Linked DNA regions of Homo sapiens: region 2 is linked to region 1. The links are chromatin contacts, found by Hi-C in ENCODE. All regions are on one chromosome and are shown on one strand. Each heading gives the region's core, a stretch centred on a gene start or an enhancer-like site at or near the end of the contact. The rest is flanking DNA. Distances are from core to core; before and after follow the strand shown.

Region 1 (5,111 bases), core at 1,791-4,290:
AAGCTCGGCTCACCGCAACCTCTGCCTCCCAGGTTCAAGCGATTCTCCCACCTCAGCCTCCCAAGGAGCTGGGATTACAGGCATGCACCACCACGGCCGGCTAATTTTGTATTTTTAGTAGAGACAGGGTTTCTCCATGTTGGTCAGACTAGTCTCGAACTCCCCACCTCAGGTGATCCACCTGCCTCAGCCTTCCAAAGTGCTGGGGTTACAGGCGTGAGCCACGGCCCCCAACTAAAAGAGTAATTTCTAATTCTTCTCTTTCCTCGGTCCCTCTATTCAAAACTATTCATGTCCCAGATCCAAAGGATTCTCTAAAGCAGTGTTAAAGTGCTGGTCAGTGAGGAGATAAGGAGTTTATGCAAGAACATAAACCAAGCCCTGTTTCCTTCATGGAGAAAGCCTCATCAGCTGGACTAAATAATGTGCTTAGTGACACACTTAATTACTAGTCTGGCTCAAGCTTCTTACTTTGTTACAAACCAGAAATAGCTTGCTGACCAACTGCCAGTCTCAGACTGTACCTTGTCCCAGAAGGGTACAAAATTAGGTTCTAAGGGCAAATATGGACCTTTACCTAGGGACCACACTCTAGCATGACAATGAAGATCATGTAGTCATCCCTGTCTTAGCCCCAAGTTCTGAAGAATTTTTCTTAACATTGTTAGTCTGTTTCCTCTTTTTTTCACTAAGCACTGTGTTTTAAAATTCTATCCAAATGAATCTACTCTTTGCTTTTCTTTCATTTATTTATCTATTTATTTATTTATTTTGAGACCAGGTTATGAGATTGGCTAACTTTTTATTTTTGGTAGAGACATGGTTTTGCCATGTTGCCTAGACTGGTCTCCAACTCCTGGCCTCAAGCAATCCACCCTCCTCAGGGTCCCAAAATGTTGGGATTACAGGTGTGAGCCACCATGCCTGGCCTACCCTTTGCTTTTCTAACAGCTGCATAATATTCCATGGTAACTCTCCCATTCCAGCTCCATGCCACCAGAAATAATTCTGCAAAGAACATCTTCATGTGTCTCCTGGTTTGGGCTCTTCACCTCTTAAGATTTTGTAACAGTCTTCTAAGTGTCTCCCTATTTCCAACTTCTGCCTAATTCAAATCTCTCTCTGCTCACAGTACAGTTCTAAAACCTTTGATAGCTCCCCATGACTGAAAGAGGAAATGCTCTTACTTCATCCTGGTCCCTAAGATTCTATTCCCAATGACCTGGCTTTATGTCTCACTACTGTGCTATTCATATTGTATCTTCCATTCACATTGGAGCGCTACTTTCTGGTCTTCTCTCATATTTCTACCTTTCCTGCCTGTCAAACCTTTACTCTTTTTATTTCACTCTCTACGATACATTTCCTCCCATTTGCAACCGTCAGATACTACCAATGTTCAAAAATAACCCCCTTGACAAAGCTTTCTCCTATTCTTTTCCTTATTAGAAATTTCAAAAGTTTGTTACTCTCCCGCTTGTGATATTATTCTACATATATTATAGTTATTTATTTTATTTTTTTGAGACAGTCTCGCTCTGTCGCCTAGCAGCCTAGGCGTGCAGTGGCGCGATCTCAGCTCACTGCAACCTCTGCCTCCTGGGTTGAGGCGATTCTCCTGCCTCAGCCTCCAGAGTAGCTGGGACTACCGGCGCCACTACTACTCCTGGCTAATTTTTGTATTTTTAGTACATGCCGCGGTTTTGCCGTGCTGGCTAGGCTGGTCTCCAACTCTCCTGATCTCAAGTGCCTCGGCCTCCCAAAGTGCTGGGATTACAGGCGTGAACCACCGTGCCCAGATAATTTTTGTATCTTTAGTAGAGGCGGGGTTTCGCCACGTTGCCCAGGCTGGTCTCGAACTCCTGAGCTCAAGCAGTTCTCCCACCTCGGCCTCCCAAGTTTAATGTAAAATATCAGATGCCATTGTTTCAGAAAGCCTTCAGTAGATTAAGGAGATTGTTCTCCTTATCCTTAAGATGTCTATTTTTTACATGGCAATATTAACGGACTGAAAGCTCCTGGAGAGACGCAATTGCCCTTGTAACTTCCATTTCCGTACAATTTCTGGTAGGAAATAATAATAACAATAACACTTAGTGGTGTTTATTATTTGCTGGGCATCCTTATAAGGGTTTTACATGTTTTAAATTTATCCCTCAGGACAACTCCATGTGATGGGTGCTATTATCACAAAAATTTTATAGATAAAGAACCTAGGCACAGGGAGAGGTTACGTTACCGGTCCATGGTCACGTGGCTGGTGAATGGCAGAGCCGGGGGCTGAACCCAGCAATCTCAGCCAGGGATCCGTGGTCTTAACCACTTTGTTACCTTTATCCCAGGGTCTGTCAATGTTTATTCCAGTTACAGGGGTGGAATTCTGCTAGAAGCTTTTGAGAACCTCATCTAGCGTTGTGTTTTTTTCTACCAAGGCTTTTAGCTGCTAAGAGAGAGGCCACTGCCAGTAACAGCCGGGGCGCCGAGCTGTCAAGGCTGACGGAGGAATGGACGCTCATCGCGCAGCGGAGTGTTGGAGGGGCAAGCCCGCCAAGAGACCCACTTTGCACAACTGTCCTCAGCCAGGAAACGACAGATCAGGAACCCAGGGACAGAAACACACGCGGGGCCTCTTCAGAGGTCGGCGGGGGGGGTGGGAAAGGGGCGGGGAGGAAGAGCAGCGCAGGGCCTGGCCGTTTGGAGGAGGTGCTGGGGCGGCGCGAAGGGAGGCGGGACAGGGTAGACTCACAGATCCAGGAGCTGACTGACCCGCCGTGGGCGAGGCATCGCTGCAGCGTCTGAAGCCTCTTCCGCGGTCCCAGGGCCTCCAGAACCCAGCCAGGGACCGTCCGCCAACTCCCGCCCACCGCGCGACGCGTAGGTTTTTGTGACGTCACACGGATTTTTCCGGTGACCGGGGCGTGGCCACGCTTCGGACTCCACAAGGAAAGAAGAGAGCCCCCTTTGGGGCGGAGCCACTGAGGGCTGCGCGGAAGAGGCTGGGTGTGATAAACTATAAAGAGGCCCTAAACTCGGATGCAACGTGACGGGAGTTGTAGTTCTTTCACCTGGCGGGCGTCTGCTCCGGTTCAGCTGCAGGAGGTTTCTTGGGAGTTCAGCCCAGCGCGCAGCCCCGCCGCGACGCCGCGAGCCGAGAACTCTCCTGGGGCGAAGGGAGCGCTGAGAAGTCGCTACTCTTACTAAAAGGATGCGTTGGATGCTGGGCCATACCCTTGGCGATGCACACTGGAGACCCGCTCGGATACGGACTCCATTAACATCAAACGGAGCGTGTTAGAGGATCCGAGTTTACTGAGCACTTTCTAGGAAGCGTGCACTGAGCTACGTGCTTTCTAGGCCTTAGTTCAATACTTAACCATATTCATTATAATCCGGTGAAATCGTAATTATTTAGCCTTATTTTACAGATGAGGACACTGCGTACCAACAAGTAACCTCACTAAGAATTTCGTCATGGAGGAGAAGGGAACCTGTATTCAAATTAGGAAGGATCCTGAAGAAAGGGCACCTTTAGGTGGAATTTTATCTTTGGTTCTGCTGCAGAGTACTTGCTGCTTTTTAGTGCTCCCTCCACCCCCCTCATTCTTCCTTGTAGATTAGTCTGTTGTTTGTATGCTGAGTTCCTTTTTTAAGCTCCTTGAAAGTTGGAACCCACTGCTGTTGCCTGTTCAGGATGCTACACATTGAATCAACATGGATTTATTAAGCGCTGAACGAGGGCTAGGGATCGTGCTGGGTGCTGAGGATTGAGTGGCGAACACTTGGGTCAGACAAGTAAAAGGGCAATTAGAATAACTGTTAAATGCTTAGATGGGGTTAGTTCTATGGAAGCACCCATGGGGGTGGGATACAGATCAGAGAGAAAAGGGTGGTCTGCAAATAGTTTGGGATGGCTACACTGGAGAGTGATCAAGAGTGAGTGTAGGGCAGGGGTTGGCCGACTTTTTCCATAAAGTGCTCTGAAAGTTGCAGATTCCAGGAGAAGTAACTATTGTCAGACCCAGACAAATTGGAGCCTAGAGACCAGAAAGGAAGGAAACTCATGCTTGTATGTCTGAGATAAGAACTGTCTCAAGGCCAGACGCGGTGGCTCACACCTGTAATCCTAGTACTTTGGGAGGCCGAGGCGGGCGGATCACGAGGTCAGGAGTTTGAGACCAGCCTGGCCAACGTGGTGAAATTCCCGTCTCTACTAAAAATACAAAAAAAAAAAAAAAAAACTGGGTGTGGTGGCGGGCGCCTGTAATCCCAGCTACTGAGGAGGCTGAGGCAGGAGAATCGCTTGAACTCGGAGGAGGTTATAGTGAGCCGAGATCGTGCCACTGCACTCCAGCCTGGGCGACAGAGCAAGACTCCGTCTCAAAAAAAAAAAAAAAGAAAGAACGAACTGCCTCAAGGACTTTAAAAAATAAACCAAAAAACCCACAATTTCTTCACATCTTTCATGCATTTAATGTTTTGCACAACTTGCTTGTTTTGCAAATATGCGCACATTTCTATGACAAGATTTATTGCTAAATATTCTTTAAAACTGCAGCAGTTCAGATAAGATACTGTCGAAAGGACGTTTGGCCCAGCAGCAGGACCTCCACCAATGAACGGACTCCAATTCTTGATTTGAGCCTTGGGAACCAATCAACTTAGTTTCCAAGAGTTTATGTGAACTTCCCTCCTTTACCAGTAAAATCTTCCCCCTATTCTTCCCTTCTCCAGACCCGTGGCTTGCCATAGCTGTACATCTTGGATTATAATTCTTTTTGTTCACTCCCAAAGAAACTCAGTATCTTTGGAGAATTCTTTCTTTGTTGTCTTTTAGCTTCCCAGAGCCAAACAAGAAATATTTTAGGTTTTGTGGGTCATGCTGGCTTGGTCACAGCTATTCAACTTGTATCTTAAAATTAGCCATAGACAGTATGAATGGGTGGGTCTCTGTTCCAATAAAACCTTATCCTAAACACTGAAGTTTGAATTTTATGTAATTTTCAACTGTCATGAAATACTCATCTTTTGATCTTTTTCAGCCACTGAAAAATGTAAAAGCCATCCTTAAGTTGCAAGCTATACAAAAACAGACAGTGGACTGGATTTGACCC
Region 2 (5,111 bases), core at 1,029-3,528, 140 kb before region 1:
TCAAGCGATTCTCCTGCCTCAGCCTCCAGAGTAACTGGGATATTACAGGCATGTGCCACCACGCCCAGCTTTTTGTATTTTCAGGTGAGATGTGGTTTCACCATATTGGCCAGGCTGGTCTTGAACTCCTGACCTCAAGTGATCCACCTGCCTCGGCCTTCCAAAGTGCTAGGATTATAGGCGTGAGCCACAGCATCCAGCCTCTCACCTCAAATACTGAAAGAGCTCCCTAACTGGTCTCTTGCCTCTACCCCTGCCCTGATATAGTCTACCCAACATGGCAGCCACAACAGTCATTTTAGAAGGCACATCAGATCTTGTCATTACTCTGCTCAAAACCTTCCAATACTTTCCCATCTCAGAGTTAAAAGCCTAAAAACTGCATGAGGCCCTATACAATCTCCCCTGCCCTTTCTCTTTGATCTTACCTACTACTCTCCCTCTCCCTCAGCTCCAGCCATACTGGACTCCTTGCTGTTACCAGCACAAACTAGTGACTGTCCCACTCAGGGTCTTCGCACTTGCTGTTTCTTCTGCGTGCAATGCTGTGCCCCCAGGTGATCCATCTGGCCTGCTTCCTCATGTCCTTCAAGGCTCTGTTCAAATGTCACCCTCCCTGTGAGGCCTTCCCTAACCATCTTATTTAAAATCACAACCCCACCATCCCACCACTCTGCTGGCATGTCCCTAAATCCACTCCCCTGCTTTATTTTTCCTCATAGCACTTATTAACATCTGGAGAACTATATACAGTCGGCACTTCACGTGGACTCCGCATCCACAGATTCAACCAAGCACAGATTGAAAATGTAGTTAGGCCTACAATGGTTGCATCTGTACTGAACATGTACAGACTTCTTTTCTTGTCATTATTCCCTAAACAATACAGTATAACAACTATTTACATAACATTACAACGTAACAGGTATTGTAAGTAATCTAGAGATGACAAAGTGTACAGGAAAATGTTCATAGGTTATATACAAATGCTACAACATTTTATTATAAGAGACTTCAGCATCCGAGGATTTTGGTGTGGGGGACACTCTAGAATCCATCCCCCATGGTTACGGAGAGATGATTGTATTTTCATTATCTCTTTACACTAGAACGTATGCTCCATGATGGCAGGGATTTCTGACTGCTTTCTTCACAGCTGTCCCCAGTGCCTAAAAAACCGACTACAGATAGATGCTTTCAAAACTGTTGGATGAATGATACTGAAATATTACAAGGCAAAATACATTATTACCTGAATACATTAAATATTATGAGAAGCAGAAATCCCAATCACCCACACTCACACAGTTTTGCAAAAAGAGACATCATAGTTTGTTTCTTAAAAATGCATTAAAGTCTAATTGATGGTTTTGTTAACATCATTCTCTCTGTGCCTAAAGAGTCCTAGGTCACACCTAAAAGGTACAGTTTTAGCTTCAGTAGGCAAACGGAAAAGAAAAATACAGGCTTTTTTCCTTTCATTAGTCATCACTGACAGAAGGCCTCCAAGTGACCCTGGTGCCACAAATGTTTAGGATCTTTAGGGAAGAAAGGAGTCTAGAAAAATAACAATATTCCTTCACCAATCTCGAGAAGAATCTCTCCAAATCTCTCTGCAGACATTTTTTCTTCATATCCTTTAACAAAGCCATTCTTAACATGTACATGAAATCTTAGTTGAAGAAACAATGTGATTACATAATTACACATACGGAAAAACTTGGTATTCTATTATCTCTCCAAATTTTTTTTTAACTAAAACTAGACTTACAGTTTTTGTTGAAAATGTTTTGTGTTTCTACCTCCGAAGAATATGAAAAAAAGAAAATGTTTTGCTCTGAAGCTGAGTTAAGAAGAAGATAGCCAAGACGTGGGTTGATGGGGACTGTATTTTAAGGCTGAACAGTTTTGTTTACTATTGTTTATTATTTAATATATTCTTCCCAGTCTCCCCACCCCCACCAAAGGAAAAGCGAAAAATTTACGTTAGTGCAATCAATAAGGAATTATTTGTCCAAAGGAAGTTGTTCTGAAAGGCTATGACCTAAGTCTTTAACACAAAGTTCAGGCGGTAGATGTCACTTCTCTCACCCATTTAACAACAACAACAAATCAAGATTCAGATCCCGCGGAGGCAAGCAGAAAGGAACAGGCGTGAAAAATGAAATCAGTTGTTTCTCCCCGGCCTCCTCTCGACACTGCGCACTCCGCTGCCCTGCCCCCGCCCATCGCCCTTTAGCGGCCCCTTTTAACGGCGTCGTTTGCCCAGCACAGCCCCGCACTGCGCCATCAAATGAGTCAAGCGGAAGGACCGGTACCCCTCCGGGAAAACCAGGCACTAACACACGGTGCACCCAACTGAATTTAAACTCGGGAACAGTGTAGGCAGTGTCAACAAAGCGCGGTGCTGGGTCCCGAGCGTCCAAAGGTCCCTGCCAGCTCCCAGACGCGGCCAAATCCACAGGATTCCAAAAGGTGACTTGGCCGGCACCGCAGAGCGGCAGGCGGCGCAGAGGGCAGAGTCCGACCGGTCCCCGCCCCGCGCTCGCTCCGCACGGCCACCGGCTCCTCCGCGGACGCTACCCCGGCGGGAGCCGAGCTGAGTCCGACTCCCCGTCTCCCGAAGAGGCCCGAAAGCCGCGTCACGTGCGGGGCCGAAACTTCGCGGCCGGGGCCGGGTGGCTGGCGGGTGGGAGGCAGGCACGGCGGTCGGGGGGCAGCCCGCGCGCCCGGTGACTCACCGGCCGCCTCCGAGTGCGGCTGCAAGCGAAGGGGCCGGCGCGCCAGGCGGGGTCCGTGCCCTTGGGGCCACCCCCGCGCCTGTTATTAATAACCCAGCGCCTGGAGGCGAAAGCCCCGGTGGGCGCAGCCGCAAAGCCCGCACGCGGAATAAATAACAATGTCATTAAATCGCGCCCGAGCGCCAGTTCGGCCAGAAAGCGGCGGGAGGGCGCCACCGGGAGCTGACTTTGTCTGGAGCCTGCACCCCGCCTCCCGCGCGTCCCCACAGCGTCCCCCGCGCCCCTGAGGGGGCTCAGCGCCGCCGCAGCCCTGGCCTTACCCGCCAGCTCGTCAGGCTCCAGCCCGCTGTCCGCGTCGATCCCGCACAGCACGAAGTAGTGCGCGAAGCGGCAGGCGGCCGGGGAGGAGCCCGAGCCCGGGCCGGGCGCCGCGCAGCTCCCGCTCATCCCGGCCGCGCTGCTCCAGGGGCCGCCGCCGCCGCCGCCCGGGAAGGCTTTCTGCGGAGGCTGCCACCACCGCTCCGGCTGTGGTCTGTGCGCCCGCCCTAGGGCGACACTGGCGCGCCCATGGCCGCGCAGCCGCCTCTCGCCGCCGCAGCCTGCCTCCTCGCTCGGCGCGGGGGAAGCGGCCGCGGGCTCGCGCGCGGCGGGTCCGGAGCCCGGCCGGGTGGGGGAGGGGCGCGGGGGGAGTGTCGGCCTGAGAGGCCCTCGCAGCCGCAGCTGCGCTCGCGAGCTGAGAGCCGCCGCGTCTGGCGCCCGCGGGTCAGCTGAGCGGCGCTCGGGCTGTGGGAGCGCGGGGCGGGCGGGGGCGCCGGGGCTCGGCGCGTGCGACGGAGAGGGGTGGGGGGCGCGCTCGCGAGGGACGGAGGCGCGCGCTTCTACCGTGCGCGCGCGCCTAGCGGGTTCGGAGGCCAAGCCTGGCGTGGGGCCGCATTCGTGCCCACTGGCCCCGGCTGCGGCATCGAGGGCGACCCTGCACACACCCCTCCTCGCCCTGGCCAGCCGATAAGAGGGCTAGCCTCAGTGTGGGGGTCTGTCTTCTAAAGGGGTTGTCACCCATCCTTATTTCTTTTAATGCAGCTTTGGGGAAGGTGAACAGCCGCTCTGAGATCATTTCGCATAACGGTCTGAACCATCGTCTTTTAAACTGTGACCTGTGTGGGGGTGCCTGTCTCACTTTAAGGTCCTCCCTTCCCCCAGCCGTCACCCCATTTACAGGCCATCCTTAGTGACTTAGTGACAAGTCAACCGTGAGGGGGAAAAAACACAACTCAATACCCACAAAGCGTTGAGACTTCTAGAAGGAGTGCAGTCACCAACCCCCGCCTTCTGTCATTTATCCTGACATTTTCCAGGTCAGTGTAAATAGCCAAGGCGCTCCAGTTCCGCAGCCCTGTACCCATCCGATGTTATCGGCTCTCCCCGCAAGTAACAATCGGAGGCTAAAGCAACAGGAATTAGACCATGAACTCTGCTCCTCCCAAAGGCACGGCTTTCTTGCCCTGCTCAGCTGTCTTTTGCCTTCTCGGAAGGAACTCGACAACCAGTTCTTTTTCCTTTGAAAGAAAACTGGCTGGGCTCAGTGGCTCACACCTGTAATTTACTCAACACTTTGGGAAGCCCAGGTAGGAAGATCACATGAGACCAGGAGTTCAAGACCAGCCTGGGCAATAGAGGGAGACTCTGTCTCCATCTAAGTAAAAAAATAACATTTATTTATTTAAAAAATAATTTTTTAAGAGACAGGGTCTCACTGTATTGACCAGGCTGCTCTCAAACTCCTGGGTTCAAGTGATCCTCCCGCCTTGGCCCCCAAATGTGCTAGGATTACAGGCATAATAAGCCACTGTGCCCGGCCATGTAAGTAAAAATAAAACTTAAAAGATAGAAAACTGAATGCAATTCATCTCCACATGGCAACCCCTTCCACACCACTCCCTGCTTTCTTCTTTGGGGATTTGGGGCATCTACCACTAGACATACAAGCAAACCTTCCAGAGAGGTTGCCTGAGAGAACCTCGATTATTTGACTGAATAATGTTCTTCCTAGAAGATACATGTGCGTGCATACCATCATTTAATGTAGCTTGTATCTTCACTTTCTTTCTTCAATTTTGAAATGAAAGAGGCTGGCCATGGTGGCTCAGGCCTGTAATCCCAGCACTTTGAGAGGCCAAGGCAGGAGGAGCATTTGAGTCCAGGAATTCAAGACCAACCTGGGCAAAATAGTGAGAGACCCTGTCTCTATAAAAATAAAATGAGGCCGGGTGCAGTGGCTCAAGCCTGTAATCCCAGTCCTTTCGGAGGCCAAGGCGAGAGGCTCACTTGAGGTCAGGAGTTTGAGACAAGCCTGGCCAACATGGTGAAACT

Evidence for each region. Hi-C counts contacts between places; a loop is a spot of excess contacts on that map. Pooled maps may share reads with other maps.
Region 2: a loop to region 1 is called in a map of ascending aorta, with 7 times the contacts of the local background. The contact joins the promoter of DENND5B-AS1 here to the promoter of AMN1-AS1 in region 1. A Hi-C loop is called at or near these places in 6 of 168 maps with a recorded cell type or tissue (B cell, ascending aorta, cardiac septum and 3 more), 7 of 37 single-sample maps with no recorded cell type and 23 of 50 pooled maps.

Annotation. Positions count from the first base shown.
Region 1 is chr12:31,726,225-31,731,335 of GRCh38, forward strand. It overlaps AMN1-AS1 (AMN1 antisense RNA 1), which reads left to right and starts at 3,041. Exons shown (of 1, transcript NR_198987.1): 1 at 3,041-4,980. AMN1 (antagonist of mitotic exit network 1 homolog) reads right to left here and starts at 2,797. Exons shown (of 7, transcript NM_001113402.2): 1 at 2,747-2,797. The coding sequence starts at 2,784. LOC105369722 (a long non-coding RNA gene) reads left to right here. Exons shown (of 3, transcript XR_931497.3): 3 at 2,433-2,666. RefSeq lists a silencer at 2,586-2,665 and enhancers at 2,716-3,065, 3,078-3,710, 3,106-3,305.
Region 2 is chr12:31,587,645-31,592,755 of GRCh38, forward strand. DENND5B-AS1 (DENND5B antisense RNA 1) reads left to right here and starts at 2,279. Exons shown (of 3, transcript NR_046909.1): 1 at 2,279-2,475. DENND5B (DENN domain containing 5B) reads right to left here and starts at 3,492. Exons shown (of 21, transcript NM_144973.4): 1 at 3,062-3,492. The coding sequence starts at 3,188. RefSeq lists enhancers at 2,013-2,092, 4,073-4,302 and silencers at 2,523-2,862, 3,013-3,282, 3,353-3,642.